Linked DNA regions of Homo sapiens: region 1 is linked to region 2. A link is an interaction called in ENCODE POLR2A ChIA-PET data of the cell type or tissue named here. Cell type or tissue: GM12878. All regions are shown on one strand. Each heading gives the region's core, and the rest is flanking DNA. Links, peaks and the distances in the headings are about the cores only. Region 1 overlaps URI1 (URI1 prefoldin like chaperone). Region 2 has its middle 96 kb from the start of URI1.

Region 1 (9,926 bases), core at 904-8,903, 55 kb after region 2:
ATTTTTAGTAGAGACGAGGTTTTACCACGTTGGTCGGGCTGGTCTCGGACTCCTGACCTCAGGTGATCCACCTGCCTTGTCCTCCCAAAGTGCTGGGATTACAGGCATGAGCCCCTGCGCCCGGCCCAGAATTTATTGTAACAGGAAATATGTACTTTGAAAATTATTTTAGATAAATATTGATCCCAAAAGTCATCTATGTTTGGTCACTTTCCAAAACCATATTTAACTACTAGAAAGTGATTTACAAAAACATGTTTCTCTACTCTAGAGCTCTATTCTATTGTAGTATAAGTATTCCCATTAATATTTTAAGTTATAACTAATTATAAAGATTTTTTTCACTGAAATATGAAAATCAATGTGAACAAACTTCAACAGGCTATGGATTCATTTCATAACATCAGAGCTACTTCAGTATATAAAGAGAGGCTTCGTCTTCAGTAAGGTCTTTAAGAAAAAAGTATGCCCATTCTCTTTCGCTAATATACATGACAAAAATAATGCAGCAAAGCCAAAAGATTTATCATTGCCAGAAATTACATACAGGCCTAACAATAAGATTCTGATTAGTGTCACAAAAGATCAAAATATATATCAATTATAAACTTATAGGAGTTGATTTGCAATTAGAGTCTCCAAATATAGTTCCCAGAATTTCACTGAGTAAATGAGTTCTCTAGTACTCATTCATGTATAAGTGAAATCAAGTTCAGCTTTAGAAAACTCAGCTGTTTTCTGTTTAGTATGACCTTATTTATAAAAAAGGATCTTCCCATCATTTATTTTCAAATACACATTTAACTAAAAGGTTAAAAAGCAGGTAGGGCGGATATTATACTCTCAATCTAAATACGTATTACAGAAATAACAACAGATTATAAACTGAACCTAATTTTAAAATATAACTAAGCTAGAACCCAAGCTAGCTCATCCAACTGCAAAATGTGTAGTGTGTGTTGTGTGTGTGTATGTAGGCTTCTATACACCTACAGATAATAGCACGGATAAACAAAACTCAAGAGCTGCCCTAATAAAGGGATGCAGAGAACTCAAACAACTGAAAAAGGATAAGGGTGCTGTTTTAGGTAGCACCTTTTCACACCTGGTCTCCTCTATCAAATGAAAATATGGTTTTTTTTCCAAACCAAAAAGCATTTTTAAGAATTGTCTACTTATGTAAACAGGTATTTCTCTTAGTTCACTAAGGAGAAAACACATTATTTCTGTGTACTAAAGTATTAAGTGCAAAAATAAGTCTATAATAGCAACTAAAAAAAAATTATAAGGTATAAAATGACTCCAATTTTTATGTCTTCCCAACTTCTAACTACAAAATCACATAATGACTTTGAAACTTTGTAACTTCTGAAAACATGCCAATGTAGGTGACATTTCCAACCCGGATGCTCCATTCTCCAGCTCATTCTCAAATGTTGGTTCTACTCAAACTACCTACAATTCAACAGAATCACAAACAGCCTGGATTCATAGATCACGGAAGGTACTTTTGGTAAGAAACAGCCCTTCAGCTTGGCAATCTGTGAATGGATACATATACAACAAAGAAACATCATTTAAAATGGGTACCTACGTTCTTTCCGGTGCTCAACTAAACCTACAGCCTGCTTTGCTGAGCACTTTGCAAACCAGTTGTCCCCCAGTAAAACAGTGACTTCATTAGTATGGACAAGTTTTCCTGGCATGAAGGCAAAAGGGCCAAATGGTACCTATTGTTTAAAAAAAAAGAAAAAAGGGAAAAAACATAAAACACTGAAAAGTACATTTTATAAAACACTTCGCATTAAAAGCCTTACATAACTGAATTTTTTTATTTATACATTGGGAAAAATAAAATGCCAGCTTCACAGAAATTCAACACTATATTAAAATTTTACTAGGAAAATCTAAAGAAAATTGCTTTATGTTCATAAATCAATGTTAAAACAGGAAAATAAATCCACACCATATTTACATATAGCTCTTAAAGAAAGTAGTACTGTCTCGGCATGTTTATACTTTTCATTCACTTGCAAATCTAAGTGAAAGCAACTAGTAGTGAAACATTGTCAATGCAAAATACTTTTGATAAAGAAAACTAAAAATTATTTTCAATAAAGTAGACACTTTTGCAAAGCAGGAATTAGTAAACAAATAGCTTTAATGGATCTATCTAGCTATATATACAAAATACTTGGACTAGTATAAAAGAACAAAGTCTTCATAAGAAAGAACATTCATGCAATGAAAGGCTCTAATCCAGGGCTCATGAACAGATCACTATGTCGATGTGAAGATCATTAAAACAAAAATTAGCAGCACGTTTTTATATAAAAATCAATGTCCTAAGGTTTAATTCTGTGAATTACAAAACATTATGGCCTATTCCTGCTCTGGCTAACAAGAAACGACTTAGTACCATATTTCTGTCATAATTACATTTTTTATATAGTAAGTTTCCATTTGAAATATGTCCAATTTTGTGCTAATATTTATGTCATTTGTGTCACCATATATATTCTGAAAAAAAAAGGTAAATACCAACAATTACTACAATTACTGTGTTCTTATAAAGTAAAACAAAACAAATCTTCCTTGCTACATAGTTACCTTGGACACAGTCCATCAGCCTGACATTCTGTGAACCGACACATAGTTAATATGTTTACAAGAAACAACTATTACTTTAAAAGAAACACACCAAACATACCATTATATTATAAGACAATTTATCAGGCAAGGTGCTGAGTCTTTCTCGAAGGGCATTATAGTCATTATCTACCTTCTTCCTGTTGACAGAAAACACCAAATACACACATTATTAACGATTTTTCTTTTTTTTTTTTTTTTTTTTTTTTTTTTTTTTTTTTTTTTTTTTTTTTTTTTTTTTTTGAGACAGAGTGTCGCTCCGTCGCCCAGGCTAAAGTGCAGTGGCGTGATCTCGGCTCACTGCACCCTCCACCTCCCGGGTTCAAGCAATTCTCCTGCCTCAGCCTCCTGAGTAGCTGGGATTACAAGTGTGCGCCACCATGCAAGGCTAGTTTTTGTATTTTCAGTAGAGAGGAGGTTTCACCATGTTGGTCAGGCTGGTCTTGAACTCCTGACCTCATGATCCTCCCACTTCAGCCTCCTGAAGTGCTAGAGTTACAGGCGTGAGCCACTGCACCTGGCCTCACTCAAAAGCTTTATTAAATCTCTTCTTTCAGTCGTGTGTGGTGGCTCACGCCTGTAATCCCAGCAATTTGGGAGGCCCAGTAGGCCAGGTATCATAAAACAAGCTAATCAAAAACATAATTTTAGCAAATTCAAGATTAATGTGGTTTTATTTTTAGTTTTAAAATCCTGTTTTTATACAGTTTAGCAATGGCATTATTCTACCATACATTTATTGAAGAATTAAGACTCTTCAGGGACTCTGGCATTTAGAAGCAGAATACTCAAATTTTGAGAATTACTGTTTTTTAAGATACAAGACTATCTGGACCAAATAAAATGTGAAAATTAAGGGAGACAGTAAAAGAGGGCCTGATATTTGGAGAGAAGAAGGGACTCAAGATGAAAAAAGAAGAGATTTATTTATTTTAAGACAGAGTCTCTCTCTGTTGCCCAGGCTGGAGTGCAGTGGCACAATCTCAGCTCACTGCAACCTCCACCTCCTGGGTTCAAGTGATTCCCCTGCCTTAGCCTCCTGAGTAGCTGAGACTACAGACGCATGACACCACGCCCAGCTAATTTTTGTATCTTCCATAGAGATTAGGTTTCTTCGCCACGTTGGCCAGGCTGGTCTCGAACTCCTGGCTTCAAGCGATCCCCCCACCGCAGCCTCCCAAAGTGCTGGGATTACAGGCATGAGCCACCACACCCGGCCGAAAGAAGAGATTTAATAAAGCTTTTGAGTGAATAGATACTGGCTGTGAAGTTGAAATCATGAACATGAAATTTGATCAGATGCTTTAGTCCTCATCAGAAAACCTTAGGCTGAAAAATGCATCATCAGCTCTTCAATTATTCATAATAATGTGATTAAGGTAAGAGAGAATCAACTGGGGGTAGAAGAAATTAAGTAGAGATAATACAAAAGGCGTTTCAATTTGGCCTAGGAGTCTGTTTCTTGTTACATCAAACAGAGCTACCAAATAAGTAATTTCAAACAACCAAAAGGTATATGTAACTCTGTAGGGGCAGAGATGATCGTATTTCCATGCTATGGGCCTTACTCAGCTCTTAACACCTGCTGGAAATGAACAGCCCTTCTTTTTGAGTAATACCAGGCAGCAGCCTATGCCAAGATGCCCGTCAAACTTTCTCTGGAGACTGGGTTTCCAAAGGGTTCCCTGCTAAGATACAGGCTGCAAGCAAAACTACAGCACTGAATTTTTTTTAAGCAGAAGGATGTTGTCAGTTTTTAAAAATAACAGAAACAAAAATTCACCAACTCAGCAAGTAATTTAAAAGAACATGTAGACATTGTCAAATTGAAATCAGGATAAACTGCAATGTAGGTAACAACTCTCCAGATAATATAAATGACAAACATCACAGAATTGGTTTCAGCTTACTGCTTAGTTCCCTGAAGCAACAGTAGCATAATTAATAAAAAAAAATTAGCTCAGTCTTAAGATCTTAAGGAATTTCACATATATATTATTTTACATAACCTATAATAAATGTCACTTATCAGTATTTTTCTCTTACAGAAGACAAAGTAGAAGGAAGATGGAAAAACCACATAGCAAGAAGCCAGATCTCCTCTATCAAGATGAGGTAAGCAATGAGTTTAACCTAGCTAGGTCTTCTGACCTGCATTCCTTCATGAAAGCTTTCTCATTTTCTAGTGTGCAACTGCTTTATAACTTTCCCCAAAAAAAATCCTTTTCTATAAATAAATACGAAACATGTTTTATTCTTTTGTTTAAGGCAAAAATCCTCCTCCTGGAAAATTTTTATATGGATAAAATGGCAAAAAAACTTCATGCACAAGGCTATGTACCAGAAAGAACATGGCTTTGAAGTCAGACCAGAGAGTGAATCCCAAGCTCTACATGCAATTTACACAAATTCACCTTAGTCTTAGTAACTTCAATGGCAAAATTGGACTAATACTTATCTCACAGGTTCAACAGAATTAAATATAAAAGGTCTAACACACTGCCCAGCATGGAGCAACTACTATTTTGGTTCCAAAACTCAAAACTCATTTTTTTCATGAAGCATCAAAAAACATCAATTCCAAAACTTTCAAGAAAGACTATTACCTACAAGATTTCACTAACCAATTTGATACAAATAGTATAACTTGCTGAAAGACAGTACAGCTGAATGTAACCATTCAGGGGCTTTGGAAACAGGACTGGTGTGAGCAATCAATGGGAGAATGTCTCCATAGGACTGACTGGTACAGTGCCTAGACAGTCAACACTCACTATTAATAACATAACACTAACAGCTTATTTATGTTTCAGATAAGTAATTCTGCAAATGCTCAAGGACTAAATACACCAGCCTAGATATCTAAATATTTCTATGAATATTAAGAAGCTAGTATTAAAGTCACCATTCAATAAGTCTTATTTTGGTAACAATGCTTAGGAGAAAAAAAAACAACTTCCTCACAAAAAACATCTATTTTGTACATTAAAAGAACAGTACGTTCAAAAACAGGCAATACCAGAGATCAATGTCAATATTTCAAGTCAAATATAATCAGTTTTCAACTTATTAATAATTCTCTCTGGAATAAAAATGCGGACATACTGGAGAGCAGTTTAAGATTAGAGTTGCTATTTATAAATTTTGAATTATTTTCTAAAAATACAAAAGTAGAAGATCACTTAAAATGCAGCCCATGTAGAAATCCTTTATGAAGGGAGGCCAGGAGGAGTCAAGCAATGTCTCTGGAAGAAACTACAGCTTGAGGAACCCTCTCTCTCTAAAGGCTACATTCGTGGAAATGTTCAGGGCTTAGTCAAACAGTGATCTCCAAATAGTATCTCTATTATTTCAGGCTTAAATAATCCTGTTAAAGATCACAAAGCCTATGCAACAGAAAATGCAAAAGTTATGCTAAGAACTAATGCATTACTGAGGTTAAGTCTGGGGTCTTTATTTATAACAAAATTTGAACAGATTTTTTTTTCTATTTTAATAATTAGAAACGTAATTAATTTTTGGACACAGGAGTCATTACAGTAATCAAAAATGGTAATTGCTTAAAATAATTTTTCTTCAAATGGAAAACAAAACCCAGATAGAGTTAAGAAACACCTCTCCAGCCTACTTACTTAGAATAGCTAGACCTGCTTCTTTGGCTTCAACATAATGGATCCTTATAGATCAGGTTCCGCCTTCAACTCTTAATTTTAAATTTTTTTCCAATATCCTCATGCAACATTCCTTATACAAAACAAGAACTAAAAGCATAGGTATAAGGCATGTAAGAAACTTTAACCACTTCCTTCTGAATCTTGCTAATCATGTGCAATATGCCTTTTGAGAGTACCTTTTGTTTTAAGGAAATTAAAAAAAAAAAATAGGCAGCAGCGATGAAGACCATTAACACAACCACAAGTTAGCCCTTACCCTTAAAGGATTAAGATCAAGACAGAACCTATGGGAAACAGCTCATTTGCATAAAATTGTAGAAAGTAAGAGAGAAATCAAGTTAAATGAGGGATATGCTCAAGTATTTAGGGGTGAAATACACAGATGTCCACAACTTAATTTGAAATTCATCAGAAAAAAATGGATTAACGGATTAGGGTACAGACAGATAGGTGATCAAGATTCACTCTTCCATATGTTTGAAATTTGTCATAATAGAATATTTTTAAAGGGACGAGGAAATATGAAAGGGATCAACATTTTTAATCCTCTTAAAAGTGACTGACAAAAATAAAAATCTCTATTAAAAAAAAAAAGTCTACATCCTTTGAGGCCAGTGATAAAGACTCCAACCTTTAAATAATAAAAAAGGGAGATAAAATTTAAATCAGGTTGAAACAATAAGACTTTGCTAATTTTACTTTAAAGTAAGAAGTTAAAATAGACAGCAAATACTAACATTGAACTTTTTTTTTTTTTTTTTTTTTTGGAGATGGAGTCTCACTCTTTCACCCAGCCTGGAGTGCCGTGGCGTGATCTCGGCTCACTGCAACCTCCACCTCCCAGGTTCAAGCGATTCTCCTGCCTCAGCCTCCTGAGTAGCTGAGATTATAGGCACGCGCCACCGCACCCGGCTAATTTTTGTATTTTTAGTAGAGACGGGGTTTCACCATGTTGGTCAGGCTGGTCTCGAACCCTGACCTTGTGATCTACCCGCTTCGGCCTCCCAGAGTGCTGGGATTACAGGTGTGAGCCACCATGCCTGGCCCAGTTTTTTTTTTTTTTTTTTTTTTTTTTTAAGAAAAAAAATCTTCTATCACTCTCTTTTCCTCTACCTAACATCCTAAACAGACAAGCAGAAAATACTGTGAGATGCCTAACGGGGAAAGAGGAAAAAAATTTCTATATAAGTGTTAACATCTGAGTTAACCTGGGACAGAGTTAAATTTTTATTTTTTAATTTAAGAAACGATAAAAACGGAAGATTCTGGAATATATACAATATATAACCTTCTTTAGAAATAATTTTTAGTCCATCATACCCACCCTACAACTTCCCATTAAGCATCCAAAAAAGACTTGTTTCAATTGAATCCACCATTTACTGAGCAGCTCCTCTACAACAAGCCTATGGCATATGCTGCAGGGATCATCACTCACACATAGCATGCCTTTCTGATTGTTTGTTGATTGTTTTGCAATGCATCTTTGTCAAAGATCCACTAGCTTGAAGGATGCCTGGCTTTTCACCTCTAAAATCAAGAAAATAGAGGAATATTAAGTTTGGGCATGGATTCTATATAGATAAAGAGATGTCCTCCAGTTACTAAAGCAAGAAATAATGATTTTTTTCAAAGTATCCTTTTAAACAATCTAAACAAATTGATAAAAGTTACATTTTATTTAAAAATTCTTGAAAAAGGGATCTATACTGTTATGCTTTATGCAATTTGGTGGGAAAAGGAACACTCCTCATGGAAAATTTAAATGTACTTGAATTAAATCAATAGCATTACACTTTTTTTCTAAATGGTCATGGCAAAATATTCAGTAATTTCAATTGATATAAGTAACTGAAATGTACCACAAAATTCAGGCAGAATGGTGGTATATTCCTTTTTTATAACTCTATTATACCAAGGAATTTATGTCATCAGAAGATGCTGATGAAATAATCTATGTTCTTTATATTTTATGAGTCCATCAGAAAACTTTACTATTAGACATAGATACCAAGATTAACCCGCATATAAAAACATAATTTTTCAAGTCAATGAAACAAAATTATCTAAAGAGAGATGCAGCTAACATTCTACTAGATTTCTTCAATTTAACTTTTCAACAATGAGAAAACAGTGCAATGGATATATATATATAGTAAGCCTGGACAGAAAAATCTGTTCTACTGTTCTCTCTACAACAACCATACACATGTGTTTGAAGACTTGTCAGTTATCACAGGTGCCTGTTTCTTCACTCATTACTAATCTTTTGCTCTAAGAAAATGAGATGTGAATTCAAAGCAAAAAACCTTTAAAATTATGTAAAAACACATTCATCTACGTTTGAAAGAAATATCCTAAAGTGCCTAGTTAATTTTTACTGATGAGTTTATATGTAATTTTTGTTCTTTTTATTTTCCAAATTTTCTATAACTAATATAAATTCCTATTACAAATCAAAGGAAAGGACCTTTTAGAAAAGGTGTGATGAGTTTATAGCTGACTTAAGCTTTGAAAGTTTGTGCAAATTTCTACTTAAATCTTACCGTAATTCATAGGTTTTGCTACTTTACACTTTCTATATTTTCTTTCTAAAGCATATTTTAGAAAAAAGTAATTTTGTGGGTTTTCTTAATTACAGTAGCAATTAAAAAACCCTTTTAGGTCACTGATCCCTATGAGAAACTAGAAAAACTCTAGGCTCTTCCCTGAGAAAAGAACTCATATTTTACATATAGTTTCAGCAGAGGCCCAATCATAGATACCTCCGGGTTAAAGTTTCTCAAGAGGTTTTACAACAGTGAAAAATGGCAATCCTGGTTTTGAACCTACCAAATATTTAAAAACCTCAAAATTATCAACTGACTTAAAAATAAAAGAAAAATGTGAAAACCCTCACCAATTTGATCATGAGTTCAATATGAATTAGTAAAAAGTAAATTATAGGCATGCCTCCATTTTTCACAGCCTACATTTCTCTCAGGTCTTACACTGATACCCACCCCAATCTGTCTTTGGTATAGTGGAATCTGGACTTATATTTCTCAAAATAAGAACAAGCACTCAGGATTATCACCAAGTGATGCACTTCTCAGACAAGCACTGTGGTTGTTGCAATATTCACATCTTCATCCTCAAACAGGACTCTGTGCTTAAGAGTTTTATTGGATGTTACTCTTCATAAAAAAAAATGGAAAATGAAAAAAAAGTACAAAGAAGTACAGTTTTCAAACCTAATACAGTTGAGACAAAGATAAAAAATCATGAGGTGTGCCCAAAGCAGTAAGCCCTAAGCCCTTTGCCTCAGTCAGATACTGGACTTGAGCTGGTCATGGGAAACTGAACCAAACCATATTGACACTGGAAACACGTCGTCATCAAGGACTATTCTAGGTGATGAAATGTGATTAGGGATTTTTTTTAATAATAGTTTAAAACTCTTCAGGGGAAAAAAACTCTCCTATAACATGTAAGTTTTCCTTTCATTTTCAGAAGTGCGTTAAACTAGCTGGTTGCTTCCAAAAACATGATATAAAAGCTTGAGGACTCCTACAAGTAATAAATTCTAATTACAAGTTAAAAATCATTTAACTCTTTAAAAAG
Region 2 (9,926 bases), core at 833-8,832:
GGTGGGTTCCCATGGTCTTGAGCAGCTCCACCCCTGTGACTTTGCAGGGTACAGCCTCCCTTCTGGCTGCTTTCACAGGCTGGCATTGAGTGTCTGCAGCTTTTCCAGGCTCACAGTGCAGGCTATAGGTGGATCTACCATTCCGGGGTCTGGAGGATGGTGGCCCTCTTCTCCCAGCTCCACTAGGCAGTGCCCCAGTAGGGACTCTTTGTGGGGGCTCCCATCCCACAGTTCCCTTCTGCATTGCATAAGAGCCCCACCCCTGCAGCAAACTTCTGCCTGGGCATCCAGGCATTTCCATACATCTTCTGAAATCTAGGCAGAGGTTCCAAAACCCCAGTTCTTGACTTCTGTGCACCTGCAAGCTCACCACCACATGGAAGCTTCCAAGTCTTGGGGCTTGCACTCTCTGAAGCCACGGCCTAAGCACTATGTTGGCCCCTTTCAGCCACAGCTGGAGCAGCTAGGACACAGGACACCAAGTCCCTAGACTGCACATAGCACGGGGACTCTAGGTCCTCTCCACAAAACCATTTTTCCTCCTAGACCTCCGGATCTGTGATGGAAGAGGCTGCCACAAAGTTCTCTAACATGACCTGGAGACATTTTCCCCATTGTCTTGGGGATTAACATTCAACTCCTTGTTACTTATGCAAATATCTGCAGTCGGCTCGAATTTCTCCTCAGAAAATGGGATTTTCTTTTCTATCGCATTGTCAGGCTGCAAATTTTCCAAACTTTTATGCTCTGCTTCCCTTTTAAAACTGAATGCCTTTAATGGCAGCCAAGTCACCTCTTGAATGCTTTTCTGCCTAGAAATTTCTTCTGCCAGATACGCTAAATCATCTCTCTGAAGTCAAAGTTCCACAAATCTCTAGGGCAGGGGCAAAATGCCACCAGACTCTTACACTAAAACATAACAAGAGTCGCCTTTGCTCCAGTTCCCAAGTTCTTCATCTCCATCTGAGACCACGTCAGCCTGGATTTCATTGTCCACACCTTTATCAGTATTTTTGTCAAAGCCATTCAACAATTCTCTAGGAAGTTCCAAACCTTCCCACATTTTCCTGTCTTCTTCTGAGCCCTCCAAACTCTGCCTGTTACCCAGTTCCAAAGTTGCCTCCACATTTTTGGGTATCTTTTCAGCAACACTCCACTCTACTGGTACCAATTTACTGTATCAGTCCATTTTTACACTGCTAATAATGACATACCCAAGACTGGGAAGAAAAAAGAGGTTTAATTTGACTTACAGTTCCACATGGCTGGGGAGACCTCAGAATCATGGCAGGAGGTGAAAGGCTTTTTTTTTTTGAGACAGAGTCTTGCTCTGTAGCACAGGCTGGAATGCAGTGGTGTGATCTCAGCTCACTGCAACCTCCACCTCCTGGGTCCTGGTTCAAGCAATTCTCCTGCCTCAGCCTCCTGAGTAGCTGGGATTGCAGGAATGCACCACCCTGCCCAGCTAGTTTTTATATTTTTCGTAGAGACAGGGTTTCACCATGTTGGCCAGGCTGGTCTTGAACTCCTGACCTTGTGATCTGCCCACCTCAGCCTCCCAAAGTGCTGGGATTACAGGTGTGAGCCAATGCACCCGGCCAAAAGGCACTTCTTACATGGTGGCGGCAAGAGAAAATGAGGAAGAAGCAAAAGTGGAAACCCCTGATAAAACCATCAGATCTCATGAGACACACTACCACAAAACAGTATGGGGGAAACAGTCCCCATGATTCAAATTATCTCCCACCAGGTCCCTCCCTCAACACGTGGGAATTATGGGAGTACAATTCAAGATGAGATTTAGGTGGGGACACAGAGCCAAACCATATCAAGTCTCCCTTGGGAATGCTAGCTGTGAGTTGGCCTTCATGTAGGTCAAGATCAGAGGAACTGCAAGCTATGAAATTAACTGAGAAACTGCAAGCAAGGAACTCAAGAAGAGGTCCTGCCAAGGACTTCTGACTCTAGTGTTGAAGGATTCAGGGCTACAGAATTTGCTCTTCTGCCATAAACAGCTAGAAAACTGAAAACAAGTGTTTTCAGACACTAGGACCAAGAAATATAAGACTAAGATTCCTAAGTAAATGAGGTAAGTCCTATAATCACTCTTTGTCTTGAGAGGTTTGTTGGACCACAGCACAGAGAGAAGGAATCCAAGCAAAATAAGACTGGTCTTATAGTGGAGAAACCAAACAGGTACCAACTCAACAAAGTAATCAAGATTAACGCAGTGATATTATGTGCAGAGAAAGACACCTCACATCTATGGTATTCTCTTGAAAACTCACAACCTCAGGCTAATTGTAAGAAAACACTGGGCAAACTCAAATTGAGGAATATTCTGTAAAACACCCACAGGCCAATACTCTTCAAAAGTACAAGGTCATGAAAAAGAAAAAATTGAGAAATTGTCAGATAGGATGAGACTAAGAAGACATGACCACAAAATACAACAGGTATCTTGGAATGAATCCTGGAAAAGAAAAAGAACATTGGTAGAAAAACTAGTAACATTTCAATAAAGTCTATACTTTAGTAAATAGTATTGCCTTGTGCTAATTTCTTAGTTCTGACACATGTACCTTGGTAATGTAGTGTGTTCACATTAGAGGACACTAAAACTGGGTGAGGAACGTATGAGAACTCTCTGCATTATCTTTAAACTTTTCCGTAAATCTAGGTTTATTCCAAAATAAAAAGATTAACAAAAATTCTGGCATCAAATTAAAAATTACTAAACATGAAAATAGGATCCAAATTATGACCCACAGCCAGGTAGGAATAGACACAAAAATGACAGAAATGATAGAATGAGCAGATGAGGACTTTAAAACAGCTATTATAAATATGCTTCAAAATTTAAAGAAAATCATTAACATAATAAAGAGAAATTAAAAATCTTATTTAAAAAATGGAAATCCTAGAGGTATACAGGTATATTCCTGTAGGCATGTTCAAATATAATATCTGAAACAAAAAATTTACTGGATGTGTGCAAGAGTAAATCAGACATTACAAAAAAATAAAAATAAAAATTTAGTGAACATGAAGATATATCAATAAAAATTAACCATAATTAAACACAGAAAGAAAAAGGACTACACAAAAATGAACCAAGCCTCGGTGACCTTATGGAACAATAAAAGCTATATAATAGGCTGGGGATGGTGGCTCACACCTGTAATCCCAGCACTTTGGGAGGCCAAGGCAGGCAGATCACCTGAGGTCAAGAGTTTGAGACCAGCCTGGCGAACATGGCAAAACCCCATCTCTACTAAAAGTACAAAAAAATTAGCCAGGCATGGTGGCAGGCATCTGTAATCCCAGCTACTCGGGAGGCTGAGGCAGGAGAATCGCTAGAATCCTGGGGGCAGAGGTTGCAGTAAGCCAAGATCTCACCACTGTACTCCAGCCTGGGTGACAGAACGAGACTCGCTCTCAAAAAAAAAAAAAGAAAAAAAACTATACAATATAAATGTAATTGGTGTTCCAGAAACAGGAGAAAAAGAGATTGGGGCCCAAGCAAAATTGGAAAAAATATGGCCAAAATATTTCCACATTTGATGAAAACTCTAAATCTGCAGATCCAAGATACTCAACAGGCCCTGACAAGACCAAACACAAAGAATATACCTATGCATATCATAATTAGATTGCCAGAGGAAAATGCATACTACCTACAGTGGAACTGAAATAAGACTAATAAAAGATAACACAGCACCACGAAGTGCAAAAGACAAGGGAAAACATCTTCAAAGTGCTAGAGAAGAAAACCAGGTCATGCATGGTGGGGCTCATGCCTATAATCCCAGCATTTTGGGAGGCCAAGGCAGGAGGATGGAACACTTGAGCCCAGGTGTTCAAGACCAGCCTAGACAACATTGTGAGACCCCGTCTCTACATGAAATTTAAAAATTAGCTGGACCTGGTGACATGTGTCTGTAGTCCCAGGTACTCAGGAGACTGAGGCAGGAAGACTGCTTGAGCCCAAGGGTTGCAGTGAGCTATGATCCATGCTGTTGCATTCCAGCTTGAGTGACAGAGCGAGACCTCGTCTCAAAAGAAAGAAAGAGAGAGAGAGACAGAAAGAAAGAAAGAAAGAAAGAAAGAAAGAAAAGCAAGCAAGCAAGCAAGCAAGCAAGCAAGCAAGAAAGCGAGCGAGTGAGCGGAGGGGAGGGGAGAAGGGAGGGAGGGAGGGAGGGAGGGAGGAAAATAACCTGTCAACTTGGGATTCTATACCTAGCAAAAATATCTTTCAAATATAAAGGCAAAATAATATTATTTCAGAGAAAAGTTGAAAGAACTTGATCTAGCACACCAACATTTAAAACATTATTTTTTTCAAATTAATGACAACTTGATTTTTCTTACACTTTTAAGGCTGATGAAAAACCTTCATTTCAATTGAAAAGTATGGTAATTGTATTTACTCATTAAATATGAAAGTTTTCTAAAATACAACTTGAAAACATCCAGCACGCATGTTTAGTATCAGTACAATGAATTCAAGACCAAGTATACATGTTACATGCAGCAAGGCTAAATTACAAATTATCATAATCATCTTCTTCACGCTTTTTCAATGCATTTGATGATTCATTGGCAGTATTTTGTGATAACACCGTATTAGTGGTAATAAGAAGCTTTTGGACCCAATTAATGATGGATTAATCAGAACATTCTGAACTGCTGATGTTGCAGGAATTGAAGATTTTACAGCTGGAGACTGTGAAGTAGGCATCTGTACTGTAAACCTTTGCCCTGTGAGGGACACGGGAGTCCCTACTTTAGTTGAAACAGACATGGTCTGTGGGGTTGGTGTGCCTAGTGTGGGAGTACTTGGTCTGCTAGCAACTGAACCAACACTTAACTGCGGGACTGTTACTCTTCCCGTGGAAGTTGATGCCTTTTTCTGTAAAGATTTCAGCCTATAATTTGGAGCTGTTAAGCAATATCTATCAGGTGGCAATCTAGGACCTGAATATGGCTTGATTAATGGAAAAGGGGTTTGATTTCTTTGCCTTGCGATATCTAATAAAAAAATCTCTTGGGGGAAGAGAGGTAAAAGACTGGTCAGCGTGGAACTGGATTGCCAACTGCACATCATCTGCATCAACGGTAGCTTTCTTAGCATGGCTGGAGTAAATTTTTGCATCATCTAGAATTGTGGTCACATAACGGAAGGCAAACTCTAACATCTGATTTATAAGTCTTGGCTCATATTCTGTAATTCCCAGATCCTTCAGGATTTGTGCCATCATCTGTGCATCTTTCGGCATGCTCTTGGGAGAAGCCATCTTGCCAGACTCCATGATATACGATGATCAGACTTCTTGAGCTAAATCACCCACATTAATGTATTTCAGTCCTGATTTTGACACAAGTCCTTTGCCTAGTGTGGTTTTTCCAACCCCTGGTGTACTGGTGAGCAGGATGCTTGGAAGCAACATGGTCCTCCCCACGACGGCTCTGAGCGCCTTGCTCACCCGCCCTTCACATTACGGGAAGGACCATTTAAAACGTGATTAAAGCAAGTTCTACAGGCTGGAGGAAAAGAAAACCAGGTGGCAACTTCAATGTACAGAAAATAATGAAGAGCACTCAACATGGTAAATTCACAGGTAGACAATTTAACATTTAAAGAAAAAGTTTCAAAGGTAATTGAGAGGAATGACAAAGTGAGGACCTTTGTAAATACTTTCCCTAAAAAGCAAAGATAAAGTTGGACTATTAGTTTCTGGCCTGGCATACAAGCTTGGACGTTGTCACTACATCCTAATAAGTAAACAGCTAAACAAACTGAAAAATCAATTCTTAGTTAAGAACAGTGAAGCCACAGGGCAAACTATCATGGCCCCTGAAATTGGAGTGACCGGCAGGCAAAGGCAGAGAAGCACAAGTAACTGGAGCCGAGACCCTCAGACAGAGGCCTCCAGGGAAAACTGACAGGCTAGGGAAACCTGAACTGTAATTAACTTAACTGCACAGTGTGGACAAGTCTTGAGTTGAAAATTCCAGGGGGACTCAGTCATTCCCCGGCACACATACTTTTGTGAGTTTTACCTCCAGGAGCTCTACCAGGTTCTCAAAGCAAGTATCTGAGAACTATCCCCCTGTGTTTGCAGCAGGGGAAAAGGAAAAGGAACCATTTAAAAACATGCCAAAACACTCTGTTCTTCTTAACAAGGTTTGCCCGCAGGAGAAACTATTTAACCGGAAGATAAACTGCTGGGGTTTTATCAGGGCCAAACTGACCTAGGGGAAGGGAAATAACCTCAGGCAGCTCCTGCCTTCCATGTGGGAGAAGAGAAATACCAAACACCAGCTCCCTCTAGTCATCGTGTCTTCAGTAAGGCTGATGGGGGAAATGAGAAGCACATGTGATGTACACAGTCTAGAGGCACAGGCTCACTCAAAGACTAAGACCTGATCACAGGACTATAGAACTCTAAAGAAATCCACATTACTAAGGGCCTATTTACAGCCTTTCCTCTTACTCAGGAACGTGCCCAGCTGTTAAGGAAAAATCACCAGGCATACTGAAAGGCAAAAAAGGTCATTTGAGAGATAGAGCAAGCATCAGAACAAGACAGATATAGCAAGGATGTTGACATGATCAGACCAGGAATTTAAAACAGCTATGATTAATATACTAAAGGCTCTAATGAATAAACTAGATGGATGCAAACACAAGTGGGCAATGTAAGCAGAGAGATGGAAATTCTAAAAAGTACCAAAAAGAAAGGCTAGAGATCAAAAACACTGCAGGAGAAATGAAGAATGCTTTGATGGGCTCATTAGCAGACTGAATAAAGCTAGGAATCTCTGAGCTTGAGGATATCTCAACAGAAACCTCCAAACTGAAAAGGAAACAGAGAGAGAGAAAAAAAAAAAAGGCTGCAAACTCCAGAACAGAATATCCAGGAACTGCAAGACACCTACAAAGGGGGTAGCATATGCAAAATGGGAAAATCAGTAGAAGAAAAAAAAAAAGGAACCGAAGAAATATCAGAAACAGTAACAACTAAGAATTTCCCCAAAATTATTATAAGACACCAAATACAGATCCAGGAAGCTCAGAGAACACTAAGCAGGATAAACATTCCACCTAGGCATCATCATTTTCAAACTATAAGAATTCATAAAGAAAAATCCTGAAAGAAACCAGAGGGAAAAAAACACATTACCTATAGAGAAGCAAAAGAAAGAATTATACCCAACTTCTTAGAAAGCATGCAAGTAAGAAGAGTGGAGTGAAATATTTAAAGCACCAAGAGAAAAGAACTATCAACCTAGAATTCTATATCCTGAGAAATAGCCTTCGAAAATAAAGGAGAGAGGCCAGGTGCAGTGGCTTACACCCGAAATCCCAGCACTTTGGGAGGCCAAGGTGGGAGGATCGCTGAAGTCCAGGAATTCAGACTGCCATGAGCCATGATCATGGCACTGCACTCCAGAAGTGTTAAAGGAGTTCTTTAGATAGAAGGAAAATCATATAGTTCAGAAATTCGGATCTTCATAAAGAGCATAAGGAAGAGGTAAACGTAAAACAGAAACTTAGTTTCTTATTCTTACCTATTTAACAGATAACAATTTGTTCCAAATAATAGTACCAACAATGCATTTGATTTTGTATACCTATGTACATATACATGTTTATGTATACTGATGTGTTAGTCAAATAAATAACAGCAACAATACAAGGAACAGCAGAGAGGAGGAATAAGGATTGTTGTAAGGCATTTGCATTACCCATGAAATGGTATAGTATCATCATTTCAAAGTGGACTTGGATTAGCTGTAGATGTTCCGAACTCCAGGGCAACTACTAAAAAGATGCTTTTAAAAAGTATAACTGATATGCTAAGTAGAGAAAACGGAATCATAAAAAATGCTCAATTAAAATCAAAAGGGGTATTTAACAGGCAAGGGATCGATAAGAGAAAAGAAACAAACAAAAAAACCCAAACAGCAGAAAAAGAGTGGAAGACAAAAACAGGAAAAAGAACAAGGGCAACAAATATAAAAACAGTAAAAATATGGTAGATGTCAATCCAACGATATCAATAATCATTTTAAATGCCAATGGTTTAAAAGTACCAATTAAAAGACAAATAAATTGTCAGAATGAACCAAAAAATAAGACCCAACTATACACTGTCTACAAAAACCTTAAAGACACATATAAATTGAAAGTAAATGGATGGAGAAAGATATACCATGCTAACATTAATCAAAAGAAAGTGAGAGTCATTATATTCACTTCAGATAGAGCAGACTTCAGATTAAGGAAAGTTATCAGGAAAAAAAAGGAGCATTCTACAGTTACATAGGGGTCAATTTTCCAAGAAGACATAGCAATCCTTAATGTGTATGCATCTAAAAACAGAGCATCAAACTACATAAGAAAAAACTGACAGAACTGGAAGGAGAAACAGATGAATTCACTATTATACCTAGAAACTTCAGTACCCATCTATCAGAAATGGGCAGATCCAGCAGTCAAAAGATCAGTTAAGGACACAGCTGAACTCATTAACACCATTTACTAACTTGATATAATGGTTATCTACAGACTACTTCATTCAATAACAGCAGAATACATAATTTTTTCCAAGCTAATATGGAACATTAACCAAGACAAATCACACTTGGGGTCATAAAACACACCTTAACAAATTTAAAATAGCAATTATACAGTGTCTGCTCTCACATCACAATTGAATTAAACTAGAAATCAATAACAAATATAGCTGGAAAATCTCCCAAATACTTGGAGATTAAACAACACACTTCTAAGTAACACATGGATCAAAGAAAGTCTCAAAAGAAATTTTAAAATATTTTGAACAAAAATAAAAAATACAACTTATCAAAATTTGTGGGATGCAGTGAAAACAGTGCTTAAAGGAAAATTTTTAACACTGAATGCATATATCAGAAAAGAGAGATCTAAAATTAATCATCTAAGCCTTCACCTTATAAGAATAGAAAAAGGAGAGGAAATTAATTCCAAAGTAAGGAGAAGAATAAAAATTTAAAGCAGAAATCAATGAAATTGAAAACATAAAATCAGTAGAGAAAATCAACCAAACCAAAAGCTGGTTCTTAGATAAATAAAATCAGTAAGACAAGCTAACTAAGAAAAAAGAGAGAGGACACAAATTGCTGATTTCAGAAATAAAAAAAGAGAATGTCATTACAGATCCCAGGGAGATTAAAAGGATAACCAAGAAATACTATGAACACGTCTATGCACACAAATATGGTACTCCTAGAAAAAATGGACCAATTCCTTGAAGAGCACAATCTACCAAAACTCACACGAGAAGAAACAGACAATCGGAATAAGACTATCTCTATTAAATAATTAATAACTTTCCAAAACACAAAGCGCAGGCCCAGACAGATACACTTATGAATTCTATGAAACATTTAAGGAAAAAAAAAAAATACACCAATTCTCTCCTATCTCTTTCAGATGATAGAAGCACAGGGAGTACTCCCTACTTCTATGAGTTCAGCATTACCATATGAAAATCAGGCAAAGACATTACAAGAAACTACAGACAAATATTGCTAATAAACACAGATGCAAAACTCAAGAAAATATTATTAAACTGAATCCAAAAATGTATGCAAAGGATTATATTATACACCATGACCAAGTGAGATTTATTCTAGGTATGCAAGGGTGGTTCAACATTTGAAAATCAATGTAATCTATCACATCAACAAGGTAAAGAAGAAAAAAATCACATGATCACATCAATAGATGAAGAAAAAGCATTTGGCAAAATCCAACACCTGCTAATAATAAAAACTCACAGTAAACTAGGAATAGGGTGAAGTTCCTCAATTTAATTTTTAAAAATCTACAAAAACCCACGCTAACATCATACTTAATGGTGAGAAACTTGAAGCCT

The links. ChIA-PET counts read pairs that join two places held together with the same protein. Peaks named below come from ENCODE experiments on the same cell type or tissue, not always from the same donor. Only the 100,000 strongest peaks of a DNase experiment are listed, where the experiment ranks them.
Region 1: POLR2A ChIA-PET joins it to region 2 with 7 read pairs; 6 of 35 experiments call an interaction of 5 or more read pairs at or near these places.

What each region holds. Positions count from the first base shown.
Region 1 is chr19:29,978,086-29,988,011 of GRCh38, reverse strand. URI1 (URI1 prefoldin like chaperone) reads right to left here. Exons shown (of 11, transcript NM_003796.3): 3 at 2,711-2,789; 4 at 1,595-1,730. Among named protein-coding and RNA genes, the nearest start is that of URI1, 41 kb to the right of the region's middle. In GM12878, for the core only: no CTCF peak of the experiment used is centred there; no DNase peak of the experiment used is centred there.
Region 2 is chr19:30,032,809-30,042,734 of GRCh38, reverse strand. It overlaps the pseudogene TAF9P3. Among named protein-coding and RNA genes, the nearest start is that of URI1, 96 kb to the right of the region's middle. In GM12878, for the core only: no CTCF peak of the experiment used is centred there; no DNase peak of the experiment used is centred there; H3K27ac peaks cover 232 bases.